2 separate regions of the Homo sapiens genome follow, and region 2 is linked to region 1. A link is a contact called in ENCODE Hi-C or POLR2A ChIA-PET data. All regions are on one chromosome and are shown on one strand. Each heading gives the region's core, a stretch centred on a gene start or an enhancer-like site at or near the end of the contact. The rest is flanking DNA. Distances are from core to core; before and after follow the strand shown.

The links. A loop is a pair of places that touch in the nucleus more often than their neighbours do. ChIA-PET counts read pairs that join two places held with the same protein, here RNA polymerase II (POLR2A).
Region 2: a map of cardiac septum shows a loop between it and region 1 (3-fold over the local background). The contact joins the enhancer-like site here to the promoter of ADPRHL1 in region 1. A Hi-C loop is called at or near these places in 3 of 168 maps with a recorded cell type or tissue (cardiac septum, heart right ventricle and testis). POLR2A ChIA-PET finds 5 or more read pairs at or near these places in 5 of 52 experiments (BJ, GM12878, HEK293 and 2 more).

The regions. Positions count from the first base shown.
Region 1 is chr13:113,450,580-113,456,455 of GRCh38, forward strand. ADPRHL1 (ADP-ribosylhydrolase like 1) reads right to left here and starts at 2,909. Exons shown (of 8, transcript NM_001394807.1): 1 at 2,645-2,909. The coding sequence starts at 2,858. DCUN1D2 (defective in cullin neddylation 1 domain containing 2) reads right to left here. Exons shown (of 7, transcript NM_001014283.2): 7 at 5,240-5,876. RefSeq lists enhancers at 941-1,442, 5,439-5,876.
Region 2 is chr13:113,542,160-113,548,035 of GRCh38, forward strand. SLC9D1 (solute carrier family 9 member D1) reads left to right here. Exons shown (of 13, transcript NM_017905.6): 11 at 5,141-5,220. Among named protein-coding and RNA genes, the nearest start is that of TFDP1, 40 kb to the right of the region's middle. RefSeq lists an enhancer at 3,785-4,528. Within about 2 kb of position 4,517, at least 14 of the 41 ENCODE cell types and tissues checked have a DNase peak (open chromatin) inside an H3K27ac peak, as active enhancers do; they include heart right ventricle and testis, where a contact is called at or near this core.

The DNA of each region.
Region 1 (5,876 bases), core at 1,659-4,158:
AGTCACCTCCAATGGTAGGTAAGGTCATGTGGGTCACGTGTCCACTGGACAGGGGGCCCTTCCCTGCCTGGCAGCCGAGGCAGAGAGGGAGAGGAGACAGAGAGAAAGACAGCTTATGCCATTATTTCTGCATATCAGGGACTATTAGTACTGATAGTACTAATTTTTCACTAATTTACTACTGCTATCTAGAAGGCAGAGCCAGGTGTACAGGATGGAACATGAAGGCAGACTAGGAGTGTGACCACTGAAGCACAGCATCACAGGGAGACGGTTAGGCCTCCGGATAACTGCGGGCGAGCCTGACTCATGTCAGGCCCTCCACAAGAGGTGGAAGAGCAGTCTTCTCTAAACTCCCCTGGGGAAAGGGAGACCCCCCCCCCCTTCCTGGTCTGCTAAGTAGCAGGTGTTGTTCCTTGCCACCTTTTGCTACTGCTGGACCACGATCCGCCTGGTAACGGGCGTCTTCCCAGACGCTGGCGTCACAGCTAGACCAAGGAGCCATCTGGTGGCCCTGTCCGGGCATAACAGAAGGCTCGCACTCTTGTCTTCTGGTCACACCTCACTATGTCCCCTCAGCTCCTATCTCTGTATGGCCTGGTTTTTCCTAGGCTATGATTATAGAGCGAGGATTATCATAATATTGGAATAAAAAGTAATTGCTACAAACTAATGATTAATGATATTCATATATAATCATATCTAAGATCTATATCTGGTATAACTATTCTTGTTTTATTATACTGGAACAGCTCGTGTCCTCTGTCTCTTGCCTCAGTGCCTGGGTGGCTTGCCGCCCACAGTAAGCAATTCCAGGGGTGATCTTGGATGCGTATTTTCTCATGACCCACAAACTAGACGCTGCAGCAGCACAGTGAACCCTCCCTTCCAGTCCACAGCTGAGGACCCTGAGAGCTTAGAGCAAACTTACTTCCTCCTTAAGAATAGCGCCCCATGGTGGCTCACGCCTGTCATCCCAGCACTTTGGGAAGCTGAGGTGGGTGGATCACTTGAGGTCAGGAGTTCGAGACCAGCCTGGACAACGTGGTGAAACCCCGTCTCTACTAAAAATACAAAAATCAGCCGGGCGTGGTGGTGGGCACCTGTAGCCCCAGCTACTCAGGAGGCTGAGGCAGGAGAATCACTTGAACCTGGGAGGTGGAGGTTGCAGTGAGCTGAGATCACGCCACTGCACTCCAGCCTGGGCGATGGAGAAAGACTCCGTCTCAAAAAACAAACAAAAAACAGTGCCCTAAACGTCCGTAACCCTTTTAACTGTGTGAATTTCGTGTCCTGTTGGGCCGATCTCCGTCGGTGCACTTTTGGAGTGTCCTGTGCCGCTGCCCTCCCTGCGGGCCTGGCAGGACCAGACCCACAGCCATGGACGCTGCCATTTACAAAACGCCCACCAAGTGCTACCAGAAATGGGACATGCAGAGCTGGTATGAGCGCACACACGGCATCAGACGCCCAGAGGAAGCCAAACTCAAGAGTGAGCTCCAGCCGTCTACGGTGAAAACAAGCCGGAGCTGTGTCCCACAGGTGTCTGTGTGTGGGGTGCACCTGTTCTGGGCTGCGGGGCACAAGCATGGGGTTGCTGGTCCTAAGGGCACACGAGTGGCCGCCTGGAAAACCAGAAGCAGGAGCTCCTGGACGCCAAGGCTGTGAACAGTCGGACGCCTCCCCGTCTCCAGCAAGCCGGGAGCCTTATCTTATCGCCGGCGCTTCAGCTCTCCCGTTATTTAGGGACCGGCCACAGGCTCGATGGCATTCCTCTGCTGTGAGCACAGAACTAAACTGGGCACGTCCATGGCAGATGAACAGAATGGTGGAGTGAACGCATAAGTGAGATTTCATTGACTTAGCTGCAGCCCTCAGATTTTAATTCTGCCATGATAAACAGCACCCACGGGGTTTTGAAGAGCAAATGCCTCGTAGGAAAGCTGGACTGCATGTCTGTGCACCTGCCATTTCCCTGAAATTCATGCAAAAGCTTGATCCTAAAATCAATTTGCTACTTAAAGGTATTTTAAGAAGCTTTGTCTCCAATCTCGTCCAATCAAGTTTATGTCATTTTCTTAGAACACATTTGTGTATGGGCAACTCTCCAAGCTGAACCATTTTGGGAGATGATATTCTAACTTTAATTCATTGGAATTTAGAACTAATCCCCAAACAGTATTAATGGGTTCACATTTCAAACTGGCTTATTTTACATCCCTTTGTAATGAATTCAGAACAAGAAGGCTTAATCTCTGCAGCGAGAAGTGAGCCCTCACCCTACTCCCACCAGCACGGCCGAGAGAGGCTTCACTGGCTTTAACTCTATTAGAAACAGAAGGTGCTAGGCCTAGTTAACGCTTTACAAATACAAGTGAAAAGTCACGTTTAAAAACTGAATCTTAATAACTGCAAAGTAAAGTAATACTGTCACCCTCAGAGAAACCACAGGAGAAACGTGATCTGCCGCATATCAAATTTGAGGGACACTCAGATTAAATTGCCACTTTTAGCAGCGGTATCAGGTAACACCATCCGCTGAAGGACCGCACTGCCTTCAAAGCTCTCGGAGGCTTACTGGGAGAACTCGAGCAGCCAGTGTTCCCTCCAGCCCGCACACCGGAGCGCGGTGGGCCCAGCCTACCTGTGGTGAGGGCCTCGGCGGTTGCGATGTGCATGATGGTGTTGTCACTCACGGGCCATTCTCCTGGCGAGAGTACGAGGTGGTCCAGGCCCCCGGAACGTTGCAGCTCCTCCTGGATCTTCATGCCTACAGTGCTGTTCTCCTTGCAGACATTTCTGTAGCCAAGAGCATCGCCGACGCTCCCCAGCAACATCGCAGCCTTAAATTTCTCCATCCCAGGAGGCAGCTCCTCTTCCCCAACAGCTGCGGAGCGTCCTGGCCTTTGTCTCCTCCTCAGCCCGCCTGACTTTTATAGTGGTCACTGTGTCACTGTCAGGAGCGTCCTCTGATGGCCAGGCGCTCCTTGTCTATCTCTGCAGGTGGCACCAATGAGAGGACCTTTCTGTCCCCCACGTGGGAGGTGTCAGTTTTCTTCTGCGTCTGGACAGGCACCAGCTCCTCAGCAGAGGAGCCTGCTAGCTTCTGCCGGCAGCCGCAGCACATTCAGAGCGTTGACAGAGCAGGGGCTCCTCTCGCTGTCCCTGGAAGGAGTGCGCACACTTCCCCGTGTGTGGCGTGGGGTGATGCGGGAGCAGATGTGTGCAGGCGTGCCTGTCACTGCCGCCCGCTGCGGGGCGTGCCCTCACCCCTCGGGCAACAACCCATCTGCTGTCTCTACAGTTCTGCCTTTCCTGGACATTTCAAATACAATGTGTGGCCTTCGGTGTCTGGCTTCCTTCACTCAACATAATGTTGAGATTAATCTGTGACATGCGGTTTTATCATTTAGAAAACTTTTCGATTATGAAATGTGTTTTTGATAGAAAACTTTTAAAAAATGCAGTGTAGAGGGAACAAAGTCTATCTAGCTCCTGTGTGAACAATGACGGTGTCTTCTCAGCATGCGGTGTTTAACGGCTCCCAAATAATTGGACTGCACTGAGGGGGAAAGTCGTCAGCAAACCGCAGGCTTCACTAGAACCTCCCATCCGGCCCTCGGTCAGCTCAGTGTATTTACATCATCCCTGCTAGCTCATGAAAAGAATATTAAAAAATATGGAGACGGGGGGTGAGGCAGAATGCACACAGCCAGGGTTCCTGGTTTGAAATAAATTAGGAAAACAGTCCATCTCCCGACCCCACCCCAGGACAGTTCTCCGCAGAGGCCGGGAGCCCAGCAGGGCTGTGTCTCTCCCGTCTCCTTCCTCGGGGCCTGGTTTCCATCAGACCCAGGGGAAGCAAAGAGTTACACCTGGACTGAAGAAATGCGTCTGATAAAAACTCTCGTAGTGTACAGCGAGACAGTAGGAAGCATTTAACCGCCTGGCGTTATATCAGCACTTGTTAAAACGGAGGATCTCAAGCAGTGAGTTCACCTCACCCTCCACTGTCTGCTGGTGGAGGCAGCCATCAGCACAGTCATGCCAGCTAGCATGATCCTGAGATTCAGAAACAAACTTCAAAACCAGCATGCAGGCCGGGCGCGGTGGCTCATGGCTGTAATCCCAGCACTTTGGGAGGCCGAGGCGGGCGGATCCCCTGAGCTCAGGATTTTGAGGCCAGCCTGACCAATATGATGAAACCCCGTCTCTACTAAAAATACAAAAATTAGCCGGGCATGGTGGTGGGCACCTGTAATCCCAGCTACTTGGGAGGCTGAGATAGGAGGATCACTTGAACCTAGGAGGCAGAGGTTGCAGTGAGCCGAGATCACGCCATTGCACTCCAGCCTGGGCAACAAGAGCAAAACTCTGTCTCAGAAACAAACAAACAAACAAACAAAACTCCAAAACAAAAAACAGCATGCACGCAGGGTCCCTATCCAAACAAGACAGACAGGAGGGGCGGCCCTTCGTTCAAACTCTCACCTGTTTTAGGCACAACTGCACTGTGGGGCCGAAGCGTGTGCTGCTGAGGGGATTAACACAGCCCGCTCGCTGAGCGCTTCAGTTCGCAGGCGGCGGAAACCTTTGCCAAGAGCACTAGCTGGCTCCCTCAGCAAACAGGACGGGATAAGGTTAGCTCGTTTATCCAACAAATATTTGCAGAGCCCCTACTTTGTACCTGAAACTGTGGACACAGCAACAAGGATCAGAAGAAAGTTTATTCTTGGCCCCAAGAAGCCTGAGGTCTAAAATGGATATAAACTTCAAGCGAAAATAACACAATGACATGTACAATGTCACTGAGAGGAGCTGGCGTTGTTGATTCCGGAACGCTGGCAGGTGCACCGTGAATCGGCAGGTAGCACATGATCCTCAGACCCCCGTGCTTGGCCGTTTGCCTCCGATAAGGGACGGTTTCCAGCAGTTTGTGCTGGCACACATGACCTCCTGCCCCGACACACTCCCGTAAATCCTGCCTATTGTGAGATCTCTCATTCCTCACATGAGCCACCCCATCAGGTGCACGGTGCACCGCTGAGAGGCAACGCAATGACAGAAGGTACCTGAGGACCTGGTTACCTGGCCAGGGCTGGCGGGCCACACACGGGGGCAGGGGCTTGCCCGCTGGTTGCTAGCTGGGGGCTGTTCTCTCATCCTGGGACAATGACGTGGATGCTGACACCTATAGGCAGACATCCCTGCAGCTGAGGAGAATCGAAAGGAAACCACGCCCGAGAAAAACCAATTTAATGCTTCTGTTCTCAGCATTTCACAGCATGCAGGACTCAAATGGATACAACAGAAGAAAAAAACCCACAATTTTTGGAAAAGCCTTTGTCCAATGATTAATATTTTGATATCTATTGACAATCCCTTAGAACTTTAAATCTCAAAAACAAAAAAGTACTGTGGATCTCCATAGTTTATACAGAATTATGTGAATTCTATAAACTTTTCTGAACAAAACAATTACATGTCAAGAATCCATGAAGCCTGGAAGATACGCTCACGTTTTTGAGGTTTGTATTAATGCCAGTTTTTATTGTATTAGACAAATGCTCTCTGAGAATCGAAGACTTCTAAAGGTAGACAGGCCCAGTTTCCCATTAGAGTTCTGGAAGCAGAGCCTGGGGAAGGTCTGTCACTTGCCCATCACTGGACCAGCCAGAAGCCAGCGGGGGCCAGGCGGGGTCTGCAGGCTGCAGGTCCCTTCCAGTCCTGTCCCTGCTGCCCTCTGTGACCATCTCTGCTAAGAAACATCGACAGTTCGTCCTGCAGCCTCCAAGCACACTAACCTCAGCCATCAGATGTTCCTGAAGCCCAGGGTAAGTCCTGTTCTCAGAAGCCAACCCAGCTGCTTGTCTGGG
Region 2 (5,876 bases), core at 3,267-5,766, 93 kb after region 1:
ATGCTTTATTACCGCCGAGATGTGTGGATGATACGCACACGGTCGCTGATCACTGCCATGCTTTATTACCGCCGAGATGTGTGGATGATACGCACACGGTCGCTGATCACTGCCATGCTTTATTACCGCCGAGATGTGTGGATGATACGCACACGGTCGCTGATCACTGCCATGCTTTATTACCGCCGAGATGTGTGGATGATACGCACACGGTCGCTGATCACTGCCATGCTTTATTACCGCCGAGATGTGTGCTCTCAGTGGGCATTGAAAGCGGCCAGATCACCTTCAGGGGAGAATGCGTGTTATTCTCATCACCTCCTCATCACAGGCACTGGTGCCCACACAGGGCAAGTGGTGGGAGCTCAGGGTCAGCCACAGAAACTAACATGTCAGTGGCAAATTTGGAGGAAATACTAACTTTGACACAGAAAGTTTAAACTGAGCACAGTGAGATGGGCCGCTCTGGAAATCTCCCTTGTCAGGGTCTGTGGAGCAGCCTGGAGTAGTGATTTGAGAGGGTGGAATCACAAGGGATCTGGTGTCGGGCCACATCCCTGGCAGCTGTCCACTCAGCACAGGGTCTGAGATGCCCTGTGCTTTACAGGGGCCACAGACTCAGCACAACCTCAACCAAACGGAAAATTCAAAAGCTGATTCTGAATTTTATGTGGAAATTTGAAGGCCATAAATAGCCGAGGCAGTCCTGAAAGCAGCACAGAGTTGGGAGGCTTGGGCCCCTTGTCGCAGGTGAAATAGGACCATTCAGCAGGGGCTTCGTGACCTCCTGACCCCAATGCAGCCTCACGAGTCAGTGTGTCCCGGGAGAGCCTCTCGGCTGCCATTTGATCCCCTTGCTCTGCACCCCCGGCCCTCCGTGTGTGTGACCCCCACCTCCTCCCCCTGCCTCCCGCCCTACCTCTGTCTGTGACCCCCACCTCCTCCCCCTGCCCCCAGCCCTCCCTGTCCGTGACCACCTCCTCCCCGTGCCCCCCGCCCTACCTCTGTCCGGACCCCACCTCCTCCCCCTGCCCCTCGCCCTCCCTCTGTCCGTGACCACCTCCTCCCCCTGCGCCCCTACCCTCCCTGTGTGTTACCCCCACCTCCTCTCCCTGCCCCCACTCTGTCCGTGACCCCCACCTCCTCCCCCTGCCCCCGCCCTCCCTCTGTGGGTGACTCCACTTCCTCCCCCTGCCCCCCGCCCTCCCTGTCCGTGACCCCACCTCCTCCCCCTGCCCTCCCTCTGTCCATGACCCCCACCTCCTCCCCCTGCCCTCCCCCTGCCCATGACCCCCACCTCCTCCCCCTGCCCATGACCCCCACCTCCTCCCCCTCCCCCCGCCCTCCATCTGTGTGTGACCCCCACTTCCTCCCCCCGTGCCCCCAACCTCGCTCCTGGTGACTCCTCCTCAGCAAGCTAAATAAACTGATTTCCTGATCTTCCTTTCACTTCTTTTAGACGAGGACTAATAAAATGGATCAGGCCTGACCTGATTTTTCCCACATTGCTCCAGCCCCAGGCTGCCCTGGCCGTGGCGTGTGACCTGGTGTCTTGTCCGCCGGGGCTTTGTTGAGTGTGCATGTCTGAGAGCTCCTGTTAAAAATCTAAAATTTCATAAATATGTGATTTACACAGACATGCTTGCCTTGTCTTCAAACTAGAGTTCTTTTATGTTGAGAACCCTTTCTATTCACATCATTCTACGTGTTTTTGCTCTAGTTTTTGGTACTGAGTATATCAGGGAATTCAAGTTAATTTTTCTGCCATCTGAGAACTTGTTTATAGCTCACTTTTTTCTCTAACTCGGCCAGGACCTTATTTTTGTTCTGGAGTCCAGGCAGCACGTAGACGGCATCTGCCCGCTTCAGACGGCACCTTTGCCTCTGTGCGTGGGACCCGATATCCACTTCAGGGCGGCAGAAACCCGGGTGGAGCTCCCAGTTCCAACAGATGTGTCCGGGCTGCCTGCCCGGTGCAGCCGCAGAGACTCCTCTGCAGGTCAGCCACAGCCACAGCCACAGCCACCTGCAGGCTGGCAGGCGTCGCTCTCAGGTTCCCGCCCCGAGGCTCGTGCCCGCTGGGTGAGGCCCAGGCTGTGCTTCTGAGTCGAGGCTGCATCTGAAGGGTGTGAAAGGGGCAGGGCAATCTTTAGGCCCTGAGTGAGGAAGGGCTGCTGCGCCGAAGGATGGCCCAGAAGGCACCACAGAGCAAGGTCGGGGTCTCGTGGACGGCACGTGGCAGTGTGGCTCCGGCCCAGGTTTCGGAGCAGGTGGTCTTCCCACTAGATGAGGGTTCGCCAGCTGCGGCCCAAGGCCTGCTCACCACCTGCCTTTGTAAATGCAGCTCTATGGAAACAGCCACGCTTGCTCATTTACTCTTTATCAGCAGCCGCTGTTGGGCTACTTATTAGCTCGGGCCATCAACAAAATCCTCCAGACCGGGCACTCAAACAGTAGATGATTATCTCTCACCGTTGTGGGGGCTGGAAGTCCAAGATCCAGGTGTCTGGCGAGGGCCATGCCTGCTCCACAGATGGTGCCTCCTGGCTGTGTCATCCGTGGCTCAGCCGCCATGGCCTGCGCGGAGAGATTAGGTTCTCACGCATGTGGCCTCATTTTGCCTTAAGTAGCTCCCGCAGACCCTGTCTCCAGATACAGCCACACTGGGGCTGGAGCCTGAACGTAGGAGTTCGCAGGACACAGCTCAGTCCACAGCAGGTGTTCGTCCATAAAGCACGAAGTGTTTTCCATCTTGGCCTTTGTGGAAGATGCCTGCCCAGCTCCCTAATTCCTAGTCACTCCAGCTTTATCGACAATGTCAGTCATTGGGTGTGTCTTGTGAAATTTACAGCAAGGATTTCATCCTCTTCTCATGTTCCCCGCATTCAGAAGCAGGCAGCTGGCTCTGGGACAGTGCTGGGAGCTGCCTTGCTGTTGGGCGTCCCTCCCTGGTGGATGCAGGTGTGCGCCCCCGCCAGCCTCGCTCACCTTCACGCCATGGCCTGGTGCCTGTGCAGGCAGCGTCCTTAGCAGCCCTGAACCAGGCACATACCTCACATGGCAAATTTCCTTTACTCAGCCTCCAAATCCACATTCACAGATGAGGAAACTGAGGCACACAGAGATTGAAACATCGAGCTGGGTCCACAGTGAATGTGGTGCTCCTGGGTGCTGTGGAGCCGGTGGGGCCCAGGAACCCAAGACTTGAGCCCAGAGCCCACATAGTTTCTCAGTGCTACACCAAGTATAGGTTTGATGTTTGTTTTGAGAATAAATGACCCTGCATAGAAAAGTCAGCATAGCTCATTAAAGAAATTGAAGGGAGGTTTCCTGTCTCTCATTTTCATTGCTGTTTCTGGGACTGACTGGAATGCATTAGGCTCCATAATTATTGGCTCACTCCCCCCACCCCCACTCCGCCCCCAGGGCCAGGAACTCTTAGCTCAGGCAGGGGTGGAGTGAGCCATGTTCCCAGGGCAGCCCTGCCTTGAAGGAGCTTGCACTGAGCTCAGGCAGGGGTGGAGTGAGCCATGTCCCCAGGGCAGCCCTGCCTTGAAGGAGCTTGCAGCCCAGGGTTGGGTGGGGGGCAGATGCAGGGACACAGCTGTCCAGCTCAGCTGAGAGCACAGGAGCCTCCGGGGCATCAGCGACTGGCCGGGGTGAGGGATGCCACCAGGTGCAGAGGTGGAGGCTCAGGGCGTGCTGGGGAGGAAGAGAGGCTTGTGGAAAAGTCCAGAGGTAGGAGATGGGAAGGAAGCCTGGAATCTCTGGAACAGGACATTCCCAAGCAGGAAGGAAGCCAGTGGGGCTGGAGATGAAGGGGAGGCTTTCCACCGGGCAGCAGCGGGGAGAAAACGCAGCCCGGAACGCCCAAGGTGGGGAGCCCTGGGTACCTGTGTGGCCGCGATGTGAGGCCCCCTTTGGGGAGAGGTGGGAGCGTCCCCTGTGCCATACACTGTTGTGAGCTTGTCTCAGTTGTGCCGGCGTGGACATAGGGCCGTGACGGTAGTGACTTCCTAGACACCAGTGTGGCCAAAGGCAGCCTGGACCGGGCATTGCAGCAGGGCAGAGGCACAGACATCCTGAGGGGAAGCAGGACTGGGGCCGGGGCTCAGCTGACAGCTGGGGAGAGAGGGAGGTGGACCCCAGGCCGCCGTGGGGCTGGGGCTGATGAGGGGGACACAGTGGGGCCAGGCTGGTGGCCGGGGTAGGAGGGGCCGTGGGGAGCACTGGGAGTGGGCATGGAGGGGGCAGCTCTGAGACCCAGACCCAGGAGGAGGGGCCGTGGCTAGAAGACTGGGTGGCCAGAGAAGGCAGCCCTCAAGCGCAAGAGAACCCCGGGTCGTGGCAAGAGAAAAAAGGCCAGTGTTTACATTTGTGTTTCTGGGTCAGGTAGAGACAGTGGTTTGTGAACGGCAGAAAGGTCATGGGCCTGCTCCGTGCACCTAACCCTGGGGTCTGGGTCCTTCCGATCAAGAGGAGGCCTCTGGGCTGCCGGGCTTCCTCCGAGGGCTGACATGCATCACTGGGCAGCTCCAGGCTGTGGCTGGAGAGCTGAGCCCAAGCTCAGGTCCAGCCCCAGCACCGCCGGCCCCTCTGCGTCACTCGGCAGCACAGCAGGACTGAGCAGCCCAGTCCGAGAGTCCTGAGAGCAGAGAGAAGAAATATGTGGAGACAACGTTTCCCATTGTTTTTAAAAATGTGTGAGCCAAATAAAGGAAGGAAAGGAACATTGACCACAGGCGTCCTGTGAGCGTGGCACTCCTGGGCACTCCTGGGCACTGTGGGGCTGTGGGCTCTGGGATCATCTGCACCTCAGCTGGAATATTTCCTGAAGGAGTGCCAGACCGAGTGCCGCCTCTGTGTGTTTTGCTGTGTCCTCTGCAGTTGAGGCCTGTTGCAGGGAGTGGAGCTGGGATCCCACCACATCAGACAGGTCATCCCAGGGCAGGCTTTTCCCCGGTTCGCTCAGGAAAGGGGCGGCTTTTTAGCATTTGCTGTTGCTTTCACACGTGCACTTGGGAGGATTTAGGATTTTAATTCCTGTATTGAAGCAAGTGACACACTGAAGTTGTGAGAAATAGTGTGCGCTGGGGGAGGCTGTCCTGCGGTCGTAACGTGTCTGTCCTGTTCCCAACAGGGCTCCACGTGTTCCCCACGTTTGTGGCGTACGAGCTCACGGTGCTGGTGTTCCTCACCTTGTCAGTGGTGGTGATGAAGGTATGGACTGGAAGGGTCCACGCCCCTCGCAGTTTGCAGGCTCAGCATAGCCCTCCCTGTGGCCCTGGTTTCCAGTGGGGCCCACATCGGGCCTGCAGAGCCGGCCCTGCTCCTCATCTCGGAGGAGGCCCACTGGGCCACTGGACCCCGGGGGAGGCAGATGTAGACGAGGCTGGGCGGTCTGGGTTTGTCCATGTGATCGATTGTTTCAGAATTGAGCGTGTTTAAAGGGGGGAACTAACCTTTTGGGACCCTCAGGACGGGCCTTGGCTGCAGTCCAGCCCGTCCTCCTCTGACAGATGCAGACATGCTTTTTAAAGACTGGAAAATGGTGTAGGCACTTTCTGTCTGTCCCCCGTGACTGCCAGTGATCGAGCTGCCTGTGTCCACATTTAATTGAAGGTGTGATGACCTAGTCAGCAACCAGTGGCTTTCTGGCTCATAGACAGTGACTTAGGTCATTTCCGTTTTAAGGAGCCAGAAGCTGTGATGATCGTTGGACCACTCCACCAGCTCTTAGCTACTCGGCCCAAAGACACACCACCAGCTCTTAGCTGCTCGGCCCAGAGACACACATCTCTCTGTATTAAAAAGAAATTTCCACCTTGAGTACCCCACGCTTAATGCTATTAATCTAGTTTGGTTGGGGCGGGGGC